2 separate regions of the Mus musculus genome follow, and region 2 is linked to region 1. Evidence: chromatin loops called from intact Hi-C (ENCODE). Cell type or tissue: left cerebral cortex. All regions are shown on one strand. Links, peaks and the distances in the headings refer to the core of each region. The heading gives the core; the rest is flanking DNA.

What was found. A loop is a pair of places that touch in the nucleus more often than their neighbours do. Peaks named below come from ENCODE experiments on the same cell type or tissue, not always from the same donor. Only the 100,000 strongest peaks of a DNase experiment are listed, where the experiment ranks them.
Region 2: it touches region 1 in a loop (4-fold over the local background); 11 of 42 quality-filtered maps call a loop at or near these places.

What each region holds. Positions count from the first base shown.
Region 1 is chr11:120,345,671-120,353,988 of GRCm38, forward strand. Actg1 (actin, gamma, cytoplasmic 1) reads right to left here and starts at 2,825. Exons shown (of 6, transcript NM_009609.3): 1 at 2,755-2,825; 2 at 2,299-2,427; 3 at 1,966-2,205; 4 at 1,241-1,679; 5 at 967-1,148; 6 at 17-863. The coding sequence starts at 2,421. The coding sequence ends at 720. It overlaps Mir6935 (microRNA 6935), which reads right to left and starts at 1,743; the gene lies at 1,680-1,743. It overlaps 0610009L18Rik (RIKEN cDNA 0610009L18 gene), which reads left to right and starts at 3,008. Exons shown (of 2, transcript NR_038126.1): 1 at 3,008-3,192; 2 at 5,087-5,520. In left cerebral cortex, for the core only: CTCF peaks have their summits at 4,333 and 7,996; DNase peaks (open chromatin) are centred at 1,817, 2,259, 2,937, 3,331 and 5 more places; H3K4me3 peaks cover 4,410 bases; H3K27ac peaks cover 4,084 bases.
Region 2 is chr11:120,229,199-120,237,516 of GRCm38, forward strand. Bahcc1 (BAH domain and coiled-coil containing 1) reads left to right here and starts at 3,749. Exons shown (of 28, transcript NM_001347621.2): 1 at 3,749-3,909; 2 at 7,662-8,059. The coding sequence starts at 7,882. 2900052L18Rik (RIKEN cDNA 2900052L18 gene) reads right to left here and starts at 2,419. Exons shown (of 2, transcript NR_151480.1): 1 at 2,297-2,419; 2 at 1-2,100. It overlaps Gm11772 (a long non-coding RNA gene), which reads right to left. Exons shown (of 2, transcript XR_001780401.2): 2 at 5,986-7,008. In left cerebral cortex, for the core only: a CTCF peak has its summit at 3,480; DNase peaks (open chromatin) are centred at 1,002, 1,376, 1,909, 2,459 and 9 more places; H3K4me3 peaks cover 8,000 bases; H3K27ac peaks cover 7,498 bases.

The sequences.
Region 1 (8,318 bases), core at 80-8,079:
CAAACCAGAAAAACAATGGTCAGTTACTGCAGCACTTTTATTTCTTTACACAATGACGTGTTGCTGGGGCCTAATGTTCTCATTGAACAGTAGAAAACCAAAATTTGTCATTTCTTAAAGAATTGAGTACAAAAAACCTTACATAAATTAAAGAATGAATACATTTACAGGTGTCGATGCAAACGTTCCCAACTCAAGGCAACTAACAACCGATGGTGGTCAGGAGGGAAGAAACCAGAACTGAAACTGGGTCCTAAGGCTCGGACTTTCCCACCCTGTTAGACTGGCAAGAAGGAGTGGTAACTGGTTCAGGAACCCTTGCCAGCCTCAGGAAATCCTGGAAGTCTGCTGTTGGTTAATACCCTGCACAGATCACTCAGTGGTGCTCACAGAGATCCACCAGGCTGGGGCTTTCTCATCTACAGCGTGCTCTCCCCAGCCCCCAAGTGACCGAGCCACATGAACTAAGGACTAAATCAAGATATGCACAGGGTATTAAACATATACCAAGGGAGCAGTTAACTTGAATACAAGGTCAAAAATCAGCAACAAGTTCTACGATCCAGTGCTGATATCAGATACAAGCTTCAAGGACAAATTTCTTTTCAAAGGCTTATTCCAGTTTCATGAGGCTAGCATGAGGTGTGTACATTTGCCAGGGCAAATTGATACTTCAATATCAGCTCATGCAGCAGATGCCTGGCACCTGCTCAGTCCATCTAGAAGCATTTGCGGTGGACGATGGAGGGGCCTGACTCATCATACTCCTGCTTGCTGATCCACATCTGCTGGAAGGTGGACAGTGAGGCCAGAATGGAGCCACCGATCCAGACTGAGTACTTGCGCTCAGGGGGAGCAATGATCTGTGGAGGAAAAACACTGAATGAGCACTCATGCCCTTCCTGTGGGTCCCACTTCCCAGCCACAGGTCCTAAGGCCAGCTCAGGCCGGGTGGTAGCCACTCACCTTAATCTTCATCGTGCTAGGTGCTAGGGCTGTGATCTCCTTCTGCATCCTGTCAGCAATGCCTGGGTACATGGTGGTACCACCAGACAGCACTGTATTGGCATACAGGTCTTTGCGGATATCCACATCACACTTCATGATGGAGTTGAAAGTGGTCTCATGGATACCACAGGACTCCATGCCTAGGGAACAGAGCTCATTTAGCCACTACATTCTGTGTGTTCCATCCCTTCTGAGAGCCCCTTGGCTCCTAAATCATGTTGTGGACACCTACCCAGGAAGGAAGGCTGGAAGAGTGCCTCCGGACACCGGAACCGCTCATTGCCAATGGTGATCACCTGCCCGTCGGGCAGCTCGTAACTCTTCTCCAAGGAGGAAGATGATGCAGCAGTAGCCATTTCTTGCTCAAAATCCAGGGCAACATAGCACAGCTTCTCCTTTATGTCACGAACAATTTCCCTCTCAGCAGTGGTGGTAAAGCTGTAGCCCCGTTCAGTCAGGATCTTCATGAGGTAGTCTGTCAGGTCCCGGCCAGCCAGGTCCAGACGCAAGATGGCGTGGGGAAGGGCGTAGCCCTCATAGATGGGCACTGTGTGTGTGACCCCGTCACCAGAGTCCATGACAATGCCAGTGGTGCGCCCAGATGCATACAAGGACAGCACCGCCTGAATGGCCACGTACATGGCTGGGGTATTGAAGGTTTCAAACATTATCTGTGGAAAGACAAAGAACACCTGAGTGAGTGAGTAGCAGGGGCCCTGAGCCTCCCACACCCACACTCTGCATGCTGCATGCCACAAATGTGATGTGTGAAGAAAAAAAGAACAGAACGCAAGCAGAAACGCAAACAGAAACCTGGAGGCTTCAGGGAGGAAATGCCAGGAGAAGAGGAACAGAACCCTAGAAACACCAAAGAAACGCTTGAATGTCAGGAAATGAGGCACAACACAAAATGACTCGTCACGCCCAAGGGGAGGCAAGGTCCCGGCTCAAGCATACCTGCGTCATCTTCTCTCTGTTAGCTTTGGGGTTCAGGGGGGCCTCGGTCAGAAGCACCGGGTGCTCCTCAGGAGCCACACGCAGCTCATTGTAGAAGGTGTGGTGCCAGATCTTCTCCATGTCGTCCCAGTTAGTGACAATGCCGTGTTCGATAGGGTACTTCAGGGTCAGGATACCCCTCTTGCTCTGGGCCTCGTCACCCACGTATGAGTCTTTCTGGCCCATGCCCACCATGACGCCCTGCGAGAGAAAAGGCCGCGGTCAGACTCGCCCCACCCACCGCGCGACCCGGGCCCAGAGAGAACACAAGGGAGGCCACTCCTCTCAACTAACCTGGTGTCGGGGGCGCCCTACGATGGAAGGGAACACGGCCCTGGGGGCGTCGTCGCCAGCAAAGCCGGCTTTGCACATGCCGGAGCCATTGTCAATGACGAGTGCGGCGATTTCTTCTTCCATTGCGATCTGCGCAGGAAGAAGCCCCGGAATTAGCGCAGCCCTCACCGAACTCAGAAAATGTCCTCGGCCAGGGCCGAGCCACCCCGGAGGAGTGCAGTCCCCACCCCGGGCGGCGTAACCGTCGGCTACCGGCAGCGCCCCGTTCCGCCGCGGCGAGGAGGGGCTGCGCATTGCGTCGGGCCCCGCCCTGCCCCCAGCCGCGGCTGCAGACCCAGGCCCACCCGTCAGGCGCCCTGCGCTCCGCTCCGCTCCGCAGCGGTGCGGCAGGCAGGGTGAGCGGGAAGAAAGGGCCACAGGAAGTCACTGGGCCAAGCCCGGGGAGCGGCAGCTTACCGGCGAAGGACGCGGCGGCGACGGAGGAGCGGCAAGAAGCGCAGTGTAAGCCGGCGGCGGAGTGTGAGACCGACCGCGGCCTCCCCCGCCGCTATTTAAGCGGGAGCGGGCCGCGCGCGCGGGCGGGGGCGCGCGCGGCCCCAGAACATGTCCATATATGGCGATCTTTCCAAAAGCCGGGCGCCTATTGGCCCGCCCGCCAGGGACACGTGGGGCCCGGGCCCGCCCGCCCCTGGCCCGCGCCGCCGCCAACGGCCCCGCCCGCGCCGCCCCCGCGCGCTCGCGACCCCGGGAGGCCCGGTTCTTGCTCGCGGGGGTCTCGGCGAGTGGCGTGCGTGCGATCGGCCCTGCCCTGCCCCGGGACTGCCGCGTAGCAGGGAGGGCCCGGGCTGCGCCCCGAAACTGCCAAGCCCGGGGCGGGCCGCGCCCCGATCTGGGGTGAGTCCCGTGGCCCCCGCCCCTATGTGAATCCTGTGCCCCGCACACCCCCCAGGACCTTTCTCTACAGGGTCCGTGTGTGCCTGGCTGGGGACGGGCTGGAGGGATTCCCGGGGGTCCGGGGAGCGGCCATCACATCCCAGTCACGTGGGAGAGGGTCACCAGTTCTTCCACTTCAGCCATGTCCCTTTATTGGAGGAGGGGTCGTCACGGGGTTGGGTGTCCCTGGGCATCAAAGAAGGTGGTGGTGGTGGTGTGAGTGGGCATTGTGTTATGCTGGCTTTGCGGGACACATTGTAGGGAAACTGAGGCAGGGGAAGTCTCCCGACTTTCAGGATGGTCCAGCCCCGCCCCCCGCGTGGGTCAGCTGGCGAGACTCCTCTCCACTGATTATGAAGTCCGGGTCAAACTGGTTTTGGGCACAGAATGCTTAGGCCTTAGTCCCCTCCGGACAGGCGTGGGGGGCGGGCCGGCCTCGCTGCCCTTCTCCCGGCTGTTTGGAAACTTGTCACCCTTAGCAGGGTCGTGGCGCTGCCGTCCTAGATGGTGCCTGAAGAGAAAGCTGGCACGGGAGTTAACCGGGTTTTATTTGTAAGCTTCTGGAATGGTTCATTGTGGAATGAAGCGGAGGGTAGCAGTGAGGTGAGGGACTCCAAGGTCACAGGGCACAGAGCTTGATTCGAGCAGGTACGGGGTGCCACTCCCACCCTATGCACAGGCGCTCTCAGGCAGCCCTGCAAGGTCAGCTCCCCATCTGAGACATGAACACAAGACCCAGGGGGACCAAGCAGCCTGCCCTGCTTACCTGCTGGCCATAAACCCGTGCCAACACTCAGTCACCTTTTGTGCAACATCAGGCCTAGAAAGAAGGGCGCTGGCCCTGTGGTTGTACAGAGGTGCCTGTCAAATGGGAGCACCACCCATGAGGGGGATGCAGGGCTGGACCTCCAGGACCCCACCATGAGCCTACAGGAGCTAACAGCTAACTAACACTTGTAGGTGGGGGTGAGAGTCGTGGGGAAAGTGGAAGGTTTCGGTGAGCACTCACACCTCTGACACGCCCATGGCTACCCAAGAAGTACTGCCGGGGGCCTGGCCCTCAAATCCGAGCCTTCTCTTAAGACGCCTTTGTCTGCTTGTGTGCAGAAGGCGCTGCGAGCACGGAACGGCCATGTAAGGCCGGGTTCCCCCGGCGGGGGCGCCTTGTCCCGCCGCGGGACCAAGGTGCAACTCAGGTGTGCGGGTGGGGGCAGGGGCGGCGGGCGGCGCGCGGCCATATTTGGCGATTTCGACCCGCGCTCCGCCCGCCGCCGGGAGGCCAGTGGCCGCCCTGAGTCACGGGGGCGGACGTAACGGACGGGGCGCCGGGCCGCGCTCCTCGCCTTATTTAGTCAAGCAGGCTACCCATTGGCCCGCAGGACAAAGGCGGTTCCGGCCGGTGCGCGCGGAGACCCTCGCCTGTGCGCTTGGGATCCGAGACGCAGCCCTCCCTGGGGACGCGGGGGAGGGGTAGCCCCAGCCCCGCCGGAGCGGAGCCGCAGCCCGGCCTCCTAACGCGGTGCACGAGAAGGAGGCGCTGTGATTTGTCAGTTTTGCAACTGGGCAGTGTGAGGGAGGCCTCGCCCAAGGTCAGGTCCGGGCTGTTCTTGCCTGCTGTGGAAGTTGGCGGCCCCACCCCACTTGGAGCAGGAATTGAGAATGCCTGGCTTCCGTGAGCCTGCAGGCCAGGGCTGCAGGCTCACGATTGCAGGGCTGCCAGAAGTGGGCGTGTCTCCGTTGTAAAGAAAGACTCAGTCTAGAGAAATGATAAAAAACATTTTTCCTTTGCTGGCTTTGGTCGGCTTTTATTGTGACGTTGTTGCATCTTATTTCATATTCCGGTGGATTAATGCAGCAGTTGAAGAGTTGGGGAGATTTACTGCAGGCTGGCTCCATCCGACACCCTCCCAGGTGGTCACTGCAACCTGTCACTTCCTTCTCCCTGCGGCCACTTTGGATTCCCCGGAGAGTCCGGTCACCTCTGTGCTTGGTACCTGGATCCTCCAGCAAGGCTCCGCCCACCAAGGCACTTCATACTCACTTTCTCCTTGTTAGGCAACGGGAACGAGAAACATGGTCTCCACTGTTCCTGCCCTCAGGGGTGTCAACCTAACCTTAGAACAGAAGAGAGTGAAAAGGCCGGGAGCATCAGGCCAGGTTTGGAATGTATGCCAAGGTTACCCTCAGTAAGGGAGCTGACGTTACAGTGTAATGAGTGAACTCCTCTGATGTCTTTGAAACTTTTAAGTAAACCTAAAAGCCCAGAATAAAAAGGGAACTGTAAAAGTCTGAGGAGCTCAACGTCTAAATAACTGGAGTCCACGTTCCTGTCTAGGCCTTTGCAGACACATCACATGCAGGTGGGGACATCTTGTCTGTGCCGAGAGGTACAGGTCTGGCCTTTCCACTGGAAGGGAGGCAGTAAACCGAGGGTGAGTCTGAGCCAGCCTCGGGTGGCAGAAGCCAGGACACATTACAACCATGAAGGTCAAGGGTCTGCACACATGAAACAAAGTGTGTTGGCCAACAAACAGAGCCTCCCCACCCACCCTTAGGAAGGGCATCTGCCCGGCTGGAGGAGGTTCCCAGCTGCTCCGAGGTGTGCCCAGCCACTTAGTGCACCTGTGTCAGACCTGAGGCTGACTAGGCAGGCCTGCCTGCCTAGGCCTTGGCCTGATCTCAAAGATTCGCTCCACCTCGGCTGGGTGTGGTGGCCCACACCTTTGAATCATTACTCTAGCAGCAGAGGCAGGCAGATCTCTTGTGAGTTCAAAGCTCACCTGGTGTACACAGTGACTTCCAGAACAGCCTGGGCTACATAGAGAAAACTGTCTCAAAAAAGAGAAAGCTCTTCTCTCAGGACCTTGCTCCCTGTTATGCCCACTAAGCCGCTCCAGCACCCAGGGACCATCTGTTCCTCACTGCTGTGGTGAGATGTGGATGTGGTAAGTGGTCTGAGAAAGTGTGTCCAAGGGCTGGCTGCCTCCTCCTGAGAGACATGCACCTCCTAAAGCTGATAGCCCCCTTGCAGCTCTTACCCACTTTCTGCACAACAAGAGGCAGATCCTGCAGCCACCTCTAGTCCTCTGACCAGCCCCGCTTGTCTGTACCTGCTTCCAGTTCAGCTTTCATTTTAGCAGGCTGGCCACCCCAGTCAGGTTTCTGATCTGTTCCATCCATGCTCTGCGCACCTTGGTGTCACTGACTGGGTTCCACCTCTGCCACTGACTGCCCCCACCCCCAGGCCCATGGACTGGAGGCTTCTGTTTATACCCACTGAGTAGCTAGCCACAGAAACTCCATCGTGGGCTGGTGAGATGGCTCAGCAGGTAAGAGCACTGACTGCTCTTCCAACGGTGTTGAGTTCAAATCCCAGCAACCACATGGTGGCTCACAACCACCCGTAATGAGATCTGACGCTCTCTTCTGGTGCGGCTGAAGACAGCTATAGTGTACTTATTTATAATAAATCTTTGGGCCGGGTGTGGTGGCACACACCTTTATCCCAGCACTCAAGAGGCAGAGGCAGGTGGATTTCTGAGTTCGAGGCCAGCCTGGTCTACAGAGTGAGTTCTAGGACAGCCAGGGCTATACAGAGAAACCCTGTCTCAAAAAAAAAAAACCCAAAAAATAAATAAATCTTTGAGCCTGAATGCACAGGGCTGACCGGAGCAAGCAGAGGTCCTAAAAATCAATTCCCAACAACCACATGAAGGCTCACAACCATCTGTACAGCTACAGTGTGCTCCTAGACATAAATCTTTAAACAAAGAAGCTCTGTCCTTTATGAAGCTGGATGTGGTGCACATGGCAGGAAGCCAAAGGAAGGGAGAGGGAAGGCTTCTCAGCTCAGGAGGTGGCAGCGGAAGTGAGCAGGGCCTGGACAACCGAGCAAGTGGGGCAGACCCGGTTCCCACTTCCATCGTGATCCTAAAATGCAGGGTTTGGAGCTGTGGAGAGAAAGAATCCCCCAATCCAAGCTCTAGTGATCCCAGATGGGCAAGGAGCAGCTACCCAGGAGGTGGGACAGGGAAATACACAGGTCAGCCAGACCTCCTGCTTTAGCATGGAGTAGCCTACAGAGCTAGTGTGGCTCAGGGCCTGTGTACCACCCTCAGGAAGTGGACACAGCGTCTGACTGGGAGCCAGGTCAGGGCTGGACAAGGGCAGAATGCTGGTGCTCTGGACGGTCTGTACCCTGCCACTGCCCCAGCAGTCATGGAGGTAGGCAGAGGCTAGGCTGGAGTTCTGCGGGTCACTCTGACCCTGCCATTACCCCTCCCGGGGCGGGGCTCGGGGGTCAGGGGAGGAAGGTGTGACCCGGGCGAGCTCAGTGAAAGTGTCTGGACTAAAGGACTAAATCCAGTGTGTGGCCCGCTACAGTAGTGAGTAGACCATTCATCCCCCTTCAAGCCTCTGGCCACCCGCATCCTTGGAGCCCAGTCCGCAGTCCATTTCGCTCATTGGGTCCTCAGCATATGAGGCTGAGAGTTCGGGAAGGCCACCTCAAACTTCAGACAGGAGGAAAGAGCCACCTTCCAGCTCCACCACCACCCACCCCACCACCACCACCACCCCCTTGAGTCCAAATCCTGGGGCGGAGCAGGAGAACGCTGGGCCGGTACTATGCGCGCAGCTGTCCCAGGTGGTTGGATGCTGGGGCAGTGACCTTGGGGTTCGAGCCTGGGTACAGGGCCCAGCAGATGGCGCCCCTGGCATGGCCCCTGCGGGAGGCAGGTCAGTGGCGGCCAGTGTCATTCCTATGTGGACCGCCAGGTGGGTCCGGCTACTGCCACTTAGTGAGGGGTGCAGCACACCTGCGGTTCCAAGTCCTCCTCACCCTAAAGGCCAAGAGGGACCAGGAAACTACTAACCAGGCAGGGCTAGGGCGGACCCACCGCTGAGTCATCTCCGATAGGGGAACCCAGGCAGGGCTGCGGCCAAGCGGCGGGTGACCTCAGCTGGTGCTGACGCACGGGGAGGAGGTGGGGTTGGTGCAGCCAGCACCCAGAACAACAGATGAGGAAAGAACAGGTTCACTGCCAGATAGGACCGGCCCAATGGATGTCTGGGAGCAAATACTCAGA
Region 2 (8,318 bases), core at 149-8,148, 120 kb before region 1:
CTGTCTTTTTAAATTACATTTATTTATTTTTATGTGTGCCTGCCTGCGTGCTGTGCTGCCTGGCCTGCCTGGCAGAGAGTCAGTTCCCTTCTCCTACCACTGGAGTACCAGGAGATCCTGGGGTCTAAGGCAGGTGATGGGTGTGTTGTGAGGCTCACACACACACATGGATGCTGTGTGAGCCCACAGAACAAGCATGTAGACAGAGCACATGTTCAAAACTGCACAAGTGTTCATGGGCACACACGCTATTGCCTGAAGTCTGATATATGAGCAGCACAGCTGCCTATGTAGGGCATCTGACAGGCTGTGGAGGTGGCCGGTGCATCCAGAGGCCATTGTGCCCTGGGCTAGCGAATGGGTGTTTGTGGTTGCAGCATTAATAACATACAATTTTTTTAAAACTTCAGGTGACAGCAGAGACACCTGTGCAAAGACTGACCTATGGCTTATAGTCCTGTCTCCTCTACTCTTTCTAACACCCCCCCCCCTTTCCCTCTAGTTCCTGCAGTTCCCCACCTAAAGGGTCATGACCCCTTTGGCAAACCTGTGTCTCCAAAAATATTTACATTACAATTCATAACGGTAGCAATACTGCAGTAATGAAGTAGCAACGAAAATAGTTTTATGGTTGAGGGTCACTACAACATGAGGAACTGTATTAAAGGGTCGCAGCATTCGGAAGGGTGAGAAGCACTGCTCTAGAAAGGACCCTGATCCTCACGCCATGTTCTTCTAAAATGAAAAACATTTGTTAGTTTTGGATAGCAGGAAGTCAAGGAGGAAACCAGGATGGTTTGCTCCAAGCAGATAGCGAGCCCAGCCAGACATGCCCGGGCCCGCCCGGGAGGCCGAGCCCTGTGAGAGGAACACGGGAGCTTATTTTGGTCTTGTGGAACTGCCGGGGGCTGTGCGCCCGCGCTGGGCAGCTGCCAGCCTCTGGCGGCATCCAGAGGCGCGTCGGCAGCTATTTGCTGTAACAACTATTTTGAAACAGTATTGAGCGAAGGAGGAAAAAGGCCACTAGACTTAAGTGAATACTGAGGTTAGAGAGGACGCAGAGGTGGGAGCGAGACAGCAAGGAGCCGAGGCCTTTCACACTCTGGGAGCCTTTCGGGGATGTGAGACGACACAGAACGGGGTTGGGGTGGACACAGAACATGGCGGGGTTGGAGACAAATCCTCCTGCCCAGCTTTTAGGGATCCGGCGGTGCTGATCCCCAAGATTCTAAACCGGCTTGAGGAGGAAAGAAACCTCGCGTTCTCGTGTCTAGCAGCAGGCCTGTGTGCAGATGGATTACCGGTGTGCCCTTCTGACCATCTCCACCCGCCCTGGAGGGATAGATCCCACACTTGGAGATCTTCCCGGTCCAGCCTAGAGGACCCGGGTTACGCAAAATCAAAGAGTGGGTGCAAGCTGTCTAGGCGCGCCCCTCCCCCACACTGGCTTCCCGGGTCCCCTCGAGGTTGCAGCAGCTCGGAGGATTGCCACGCTGTGTCCTTGTAGCATCCAATTATTTCTCTCTCTCTCTTTTTTTAAAATCCTTTTCCCTTTTTCTTTTTCTTTTTGAAGGGACGGATGGGGTAAGGGAGAATACTTTAAACGGGGAGATAGATATAAAGATTCCTGGATCGGTAAACAAAATCAGTGAAAGAAAATAGCGAGGAACTCGAATTCCAAGCACTCAGAAAATCTGCGGCTTGCAAGAGATGCTTACACCAACCGAGAACAGGGGCGCTCGCGTTCCGGGGCCTCCCGTTGCCAGCAGCGGTTTCTCCCGAGCCGGGAATCTTCTCTCCGTGCGTGCGAAGCGGGAAACGGCTGCCCGCCGCTGGAGGGACCAGAACAACGGAGCTCACCTCAGGCCAAGCCCGGCCGGCGTTCGCCGTCGGGTCACCACCGAGCCACCGGGAGCCGGAATTCGCGCCCATCCCTCACAGGATGGCCTGATTCAATCGCGTACTGGATCTGCAGGAGATGTGCCTCACCGCAGCTCGTGCGCCCCGGCGCGCAGCAATCACCGCGCTGGAGAGGGCGCAATCCCGGGCTGGCCTCGCGCCTCCACCCCGCAGTCAGGCTTGTGTTCCCCGTCCGGCGGCCTGCGGAGACCCCGGCTTACCTAGAGCGGGCGGCGGCCGAAGCCCAGTCGCTTGCGAGGGGGAAATCCCGGAGTCCCCGCCCGCCGCCCCCATCCTCCCAGGTCAGCGTGGCCCGCAGGGGGCCAGGCCGGCCCGGCAGTGCGCCCGCTTCCCCTTTCTCTTCAGATGCCTTTGATCCCCAAGCTCTCCGCCGCACCTCGGCTCCCGAGCTGCCTGGGTCGGCCCGCGGGGATCCTGGAAACCGTCCCCGGTTTATCTCCTTTCATCAAGCGGCCTTGGGCAGCCTTGAAACCGCGGAGCCAGTAATTGCTTTTTTCAGGAGGCCCGGTGCGGACTGGATAACAGCCAATCAGCGCCTTGTTTACACTTAGTGATGGACAGCCCGCTGGCAAAGTGCCAACCAATCGTGACCGTTTTGCAGAAGCAAGGGAGGCGGGGAAAGAGAGGAGACCACAGATCTCAGATTTAACTCCTTTGTGTCCACGCAGGAAAGAGACTGGAAAAATCCAAAGGAATATAGCTGTGTCGATTGGCATCTACTTAAATACTCCCCCCCAACACACAGAGAAAAAGAGAAGCAGAAATTATGTATTCATCGCCACTAAGACATCACCTCTACTTCTTGAGAATAAATAACATTTGGGTAGGCAACCAAATTCTAACCGAAATATTTGCTTGCAGAATATTTTAAAAGCGCTTTGATTCTGATTATGATAAAGAGAATTGTTTAGAGGCTGTTTTCCATTGTAGAGAGAAATTTGCGAATATGCAGGGACAGGCCCTGAGAAATGCTAAGCATGGTTTTCACACCATGACAACCACCCCTAAAATTATCAAGTGAAGATATTTTTAAAATCTAGGGGCTGATAGAAAAAGTAAATCCTTATCTTGGCAACAGAGCCTCGATTTTCATTTCGATTGTTGCTACGCTGCAAAGTGTGGCGGAGGGAGATAATAATTGAGAGCGGACAGATAGATGGCTGGCGAAGAAAGGTACATCTGCCTCTCGGGCAGGGGGAAGAAGGGCATATATGGAGCCTGTGGGCATGCCTCAGGCAGAAGTGTATTCCTAGTTTGGGTGGGGGGCGCCTGGGAGTGGAGGTACATCAGGGTAACTCAGAATCTGCGCTTGGAAGTTGGGCCTACGTGCAGCAGGTTCTGCCACCTGCCAAACAGACCCTTGGTATGGACAGAGCATCTGGTTTACAGCGTGAGGCTATTTCTTCTTTTTTATTTTGTGCATAAAAACAAATAAAAATGCCCCAAACCTTACACCTGACAAATTATGGAAAAACAAAACCACAAGTCTCCCCTGGACACGGACACCCGTTCTCACTATCCCTAGCTCCTCTCCCGCCCTGCGCCACCACATTCCCATTCAGCAGCAATGATCTGCGCAAAGGAGCTGCGCAGTCGCTGGGCTTGAATTAGGCGCCATCAGGCTTGGTAGTAGCCCTGCTGCTCCCTGATTGGCAGCTCCCTGGCCCGGCGCCAGCCTATTGGGAGGCCTGTTTACGCCGAATGAGTGGCACGAGCTCAGGGCCGTGGAGGGCCGAGCAGCCAATCAGCGCTCGGGCTGCTCCGGGCTGAGTGGCACGAGCTTATTAGTATGCAGGGCCCGTGGCTCGCCGCGCCGGGCTGCAGGTTTGAGAGCCGCTCTGGATGGGCTCGCTAGAGTCGTTGTTGTGGAAGCCGTGCATTCACAGTGCAACAGTCAGCACATTGAAAATACCAATAGGAATACAAACCAAAGTCACATTTACTGATTTAATTGTATTGCATTCAATTGTATCCAGGAAACAGCCTCCAGTAAGTAACTCAAATTGCTTTCATTTTTAATTTTTTTTGCTATTTTTATTATTTTATTATATTATTTTGGTTTTTGGGGGTTTACATTTTTAAGCAAAAGAAATTCAGGATTGTGATGTTAAATAATAGAGCTTCCCTTTTAAAATCCGTTATGATGTTGAAAGGCTTTTTTTTAAAAGATGGACTATATATATGAGTACGATATTTTTTCTTCTGAAAAATTTTATCGATCGGTTTAAAATTCCCCCCGTAATGCGTCCTTGCTTTGCTCTGAGCGCTTGTTGTCTCGATCGACACCCTGCATTAAAAATAAATTATCGAGACAGGACAGAGACCGCCAAGCTTCGTTCAGCAAGAGCCTCGCGGGTAGCCCCGAATGGACAGTCAGTGAGAGCCCAGTTCTGGAGGAACCAGGAGCGAACCCCAATTATTTGCTCCCCCATCTTACTCCCCTCCCCCAGCAATCTTGAATGGGCTCCGCCCGGTCGTTCCGTGGCGCAGGGAACGGTCGGCTCTCCGTGGCCACGGCTTTCCGGGCCTCAGTGAAGGGACAGGAGATTAGAGGGGTACTGGCAGGTTTTCAGGTTCCGCTCCCCACAGACTTAATTCTTTTCAGAACATTTCCCTTTTTTTCCCTCTCTGGGGGAGTTGGGATGGAGGAGGGGGGCTGAACAGTGGGGCGTCTTCATGCTGCGCGTTCTGGGCAGCACGCGGGCTCAGGCCAAGACCCGCGTGGCGTGGTCCGGGGACCGGTCCATTTCCCAGAGCGGGGGTCTTGCACCACCCAGTCCCCGTTCCTAGCTGGGCTGATGGGGGGGGGGCGGGTTTCGCAGGGAGCGGGTTGTGAAGCGACGCTGGAGCCATTCGCTCCCGGCGCGCTCCTGGCTGCGGCCTGGCCTTGCAGGCCCCATTGCGCCCACCCGCGCGGGAAACTCGGCAGGAGGGAGCCCACGGACTCCAGAGCTTGGCCTCCACCGGAGGACAAAGGCGTCTCAGACCCGGCGTTTCGATGCGAAATTTGAAAACAAAGCAAACCTTGAGGAGCTGGGGGTACGAGTGCTGCCCAAGCCTCAGGAGGGTGCACAATTCTGGGGGTCACGCCCAGCCACCCGGGGGAGGATTTCTGGGGTTCGGGTTCTTTAGCTGTGCTCTCGTCGTCGGCTCTCCGGCCGCGCGCGGCTCTCTGCCCGCTGCCACTGTTTCCTCTGGTCCAATCCTGCCCGGGGTCCATTGCGGTGTCTTGTACCGGGGTTTGGCTTGGGGAGGCCTCGGAGCCTCGGGACTCGGCGATCTGCTGCATCTCAGCTTCCGGCCGCGGCTCTCGGTCTGTGGCCTCAGTTTCTGCCCTTACTCGCTCCGTATGGAGCCGGCTTTCCCAGGCCCTGGGCGCGAGCAGACCGGGGCGGCGCGGCAGCTCTCGGGCAGGACAGAACACAAAGAAAAGTCCCCTCTAGTCCGTTCAGAAGCGCAACGGCGGGTACCGGAGACACAACCCACCCCTTGTTTGCGTAGAAAGTCTAGCAGGCTTGAGAGAAAGGCACGAACGAGCCGGCGATCGGCCCGCAGGGGGTGGAGAGTAAAGCCACTGCTTGAGCCCAGAGCCCGCGTCCCGAGAATCGCCGGCAGCCCCCACTTTCGCTCCCACTTTGAAATGTCTTACTGGGGGTGGGGGGCCCAGAACAAAAGCCCAGCGCACACGACTCCCCGGAGGCCGTCGCGAAGCCTTGTACCGCGCGCGCAGCCTCCGACCCCACTCCGGCCCTCGGCGCCTTTGAAGCGGCAGGTTCCTGACCTCCCTCCCCTTCCTCCTTTCCCTTTGTCCTGCTCGGCGCCCTCCGGGGCTCGAGAGGCGCCGGCCTGGGTTGGGGCGCGCAAGTCCCTCTCCATCCCCGGGCAGCCCATCCTCTGACCCCGGCGCCAACAACGCCTCGGCCTTGTTTGAGCCTTCCGCGCCGTGGCTATCGCCGAATAGGCCCGCGCGGTGGAGAAGCGAGTTATTTGTTGGACCCGGGGAGAGTGAAGCTCCCCAGAGGGAAGAGAGCCCCAAACCCCTTTGTATGCAGTTCGAGCACAAAGAAGTCTTTGTGTAGTCCCGTTTATTTACAATGCAAAATTCTCCGAATAAATATTAAAAAAAGCTTATCAGCTGAGCAAATATGTATTCACTTAATACATTATGTTTTCGGTTATAGATTAAATCAGACACAAAATAGTGTGCAAATAAGACAGTGTAGAACCCAGAGCATAAAATATAGCAATTTTAAATGGTATTTACGAAATAGAAAACATCTTAATCGCTTTGTTGTCACGGTGGAATGGCTTTAAAAAAGGTTTTGATTGTCTGCAAAGTTCACAGTTAAGAATATCTCCATTCTATTGGAACTGAGATGAAGTATTAAAACAATGCGTATTTCGGAAATAAGGAGAGAAGTATTCGAAATGGAGGAGGGCCGAGAGATTTTGGTCGCACGTGCATGGTGGTGTACAGTTTATTTCGCTTGCTGGGTTGCTCCTCTCAGAGTTGAAATTGTCTCCGATTTCGCCCGGGAGCAGACTTCCGCGATGGGAGGGGTAGAAGAAAAAGAAGAGGAGGGTCATTTTAAGCCGGCCCTGTCCGAGATGGGTCTGGAAGACCCGAGGACACGGGTCTGCTGGGACCCAGACGCAGGAGAAGGCTGAGCTATGCTTGGTCTGTGCTCCTTTGCAGGGTCGACCTAGGTGCCACGCGAAGACCAGCCTTGGTTAAGTGATCCCGGGCAGGCGCTGAATGGAGAAACATTGTGGCCGATTTGGGAGGCAGAGAGAAAACAATTTCTGACTCTCTGAGCCCCCTCCCTCCCAAACCCCCAATCCGCAGAGGAAGATCCTGGGCGAATTTGATTGGGGGGCGGGGTGATTGTTCCAGCCTCACCGGGAAGCTCCGGGCTCGGGGACAGCAGGCCAGGCACTGCGGCGTAGCGGCCCAGGTGATGCCGGTGGCGGTCGAGGGGCGCCCGGAGCTCCGGGACGCCAGTCTGGGGTTGTGGCACAATGCTGGGGGGGTGCGGGGGGAGGCGGTCCCACTGGGGCTGAGTGGGGGACGACATTCAAAAGAATGGACTGAAAGACGCATGGGGGGGGATGGGAGAGAGGAGAAAAGGAAGGTTATTTTAAAAAGAACTCTTGAGTTACAATCAATAAAATTACTCGCTTAATTAGCATGGTTATTCGGTTAAGCGGAATGTAGTAAAAGCTGGACTTCAGAAAGACGGGCGGGGGTTGGGGGGGGGCCAAGCGTGGACCCAGGGCTTTTTCCTCCGAGACACCTTTGGGCAGCGGGGGAGGGGAGAGGGTGTGCGTGTGTGTGAGTGTGTGTGTGCGCGCGCGTGCGAGTGTGCGTGATGGCTTCGCAGATTTGGGTTTTTATCACCCAGTGGAGCCAGCAGCCTCTTCGCAACGGCGCCTTCGCCGCAGGGACTCTCAGGGACCAGAAAGGGAAGCTGCGCGCAGCGCGGTTGGGTTGCCTCTGGCTCTTGCAGGCCAAGCGTGGCTCGGACGGTGCGTGTGTGCTCGCGGACCCGCGTGCTGGGCGGCTCCAATGACCCGGCGCGTAAGCGTGTGCAGTAGGGAGTCCTCCGAGCGCTCCCAGCCTCGCTGTCCGGTCTGGATGCCACTCGTGTTGGCGCGCGAGGAGGGGGCCGGTAGCGGGAGGGGCGGGTACCCCGGGCGAGAAGAACCCCTAGTCACCAAGTCTCTTTTGCTTGCCTCTGCAGACCATGGACCTGCACGGCGGTCGCCGGCTTGGAGCGCGGCCGCCCGCGGAGAAGCCCAGTCCGCCGGTGTGCTGACCGGCTCGGCTATCTGTGCCTCCGGTGACCCCGGACGCCGCCTCCCGCGCGCCGCTCGCGCACCGCCCGCACTCCGAGTCGTTCCCAGGCCCCGGCCACGCTGCTTGCTGGAGGCGGCGGCGGCGGGCCGGGGCCGGGGCCCGGCATGGATGGCCGAGACTTCGCGCCGCCGCCGCATTTGCTATCGGAGCGCGGGAGCCTGGGCCACCGCAGCGCCGCCGCCGCCGCGCGCCTCGCCCCCGCCGGCCCCGCCGCGCAACCGGCCGCGCATTTCCAGCCCGGAAAGTACTTCCCGTCGCCGCTGCCGATGGCTTCGCACACAGGTCAGTGTCCCGCCGGGACGGATGCGGTGCGGGAGGCCCTGCCGCAGCCGGCAACAGTGCCCAGTGCAAAGAGCGCCCTCCCCTCCGCTCCTCCGAGTAGTTCTCGGAGCTTCGGTTTCATTTCCCTGTGCAATGCCGAGCGGGCCGCGCTCTCGAGCTTGCTCGCGCCGTTTCCAGCAGCCTTTCCCGGGCTACCCTGGGTCACGCCGGGAAGCCCGAGAGCAGGCATCAAACCAAGCCTTCAACTCCCAGCCACCCT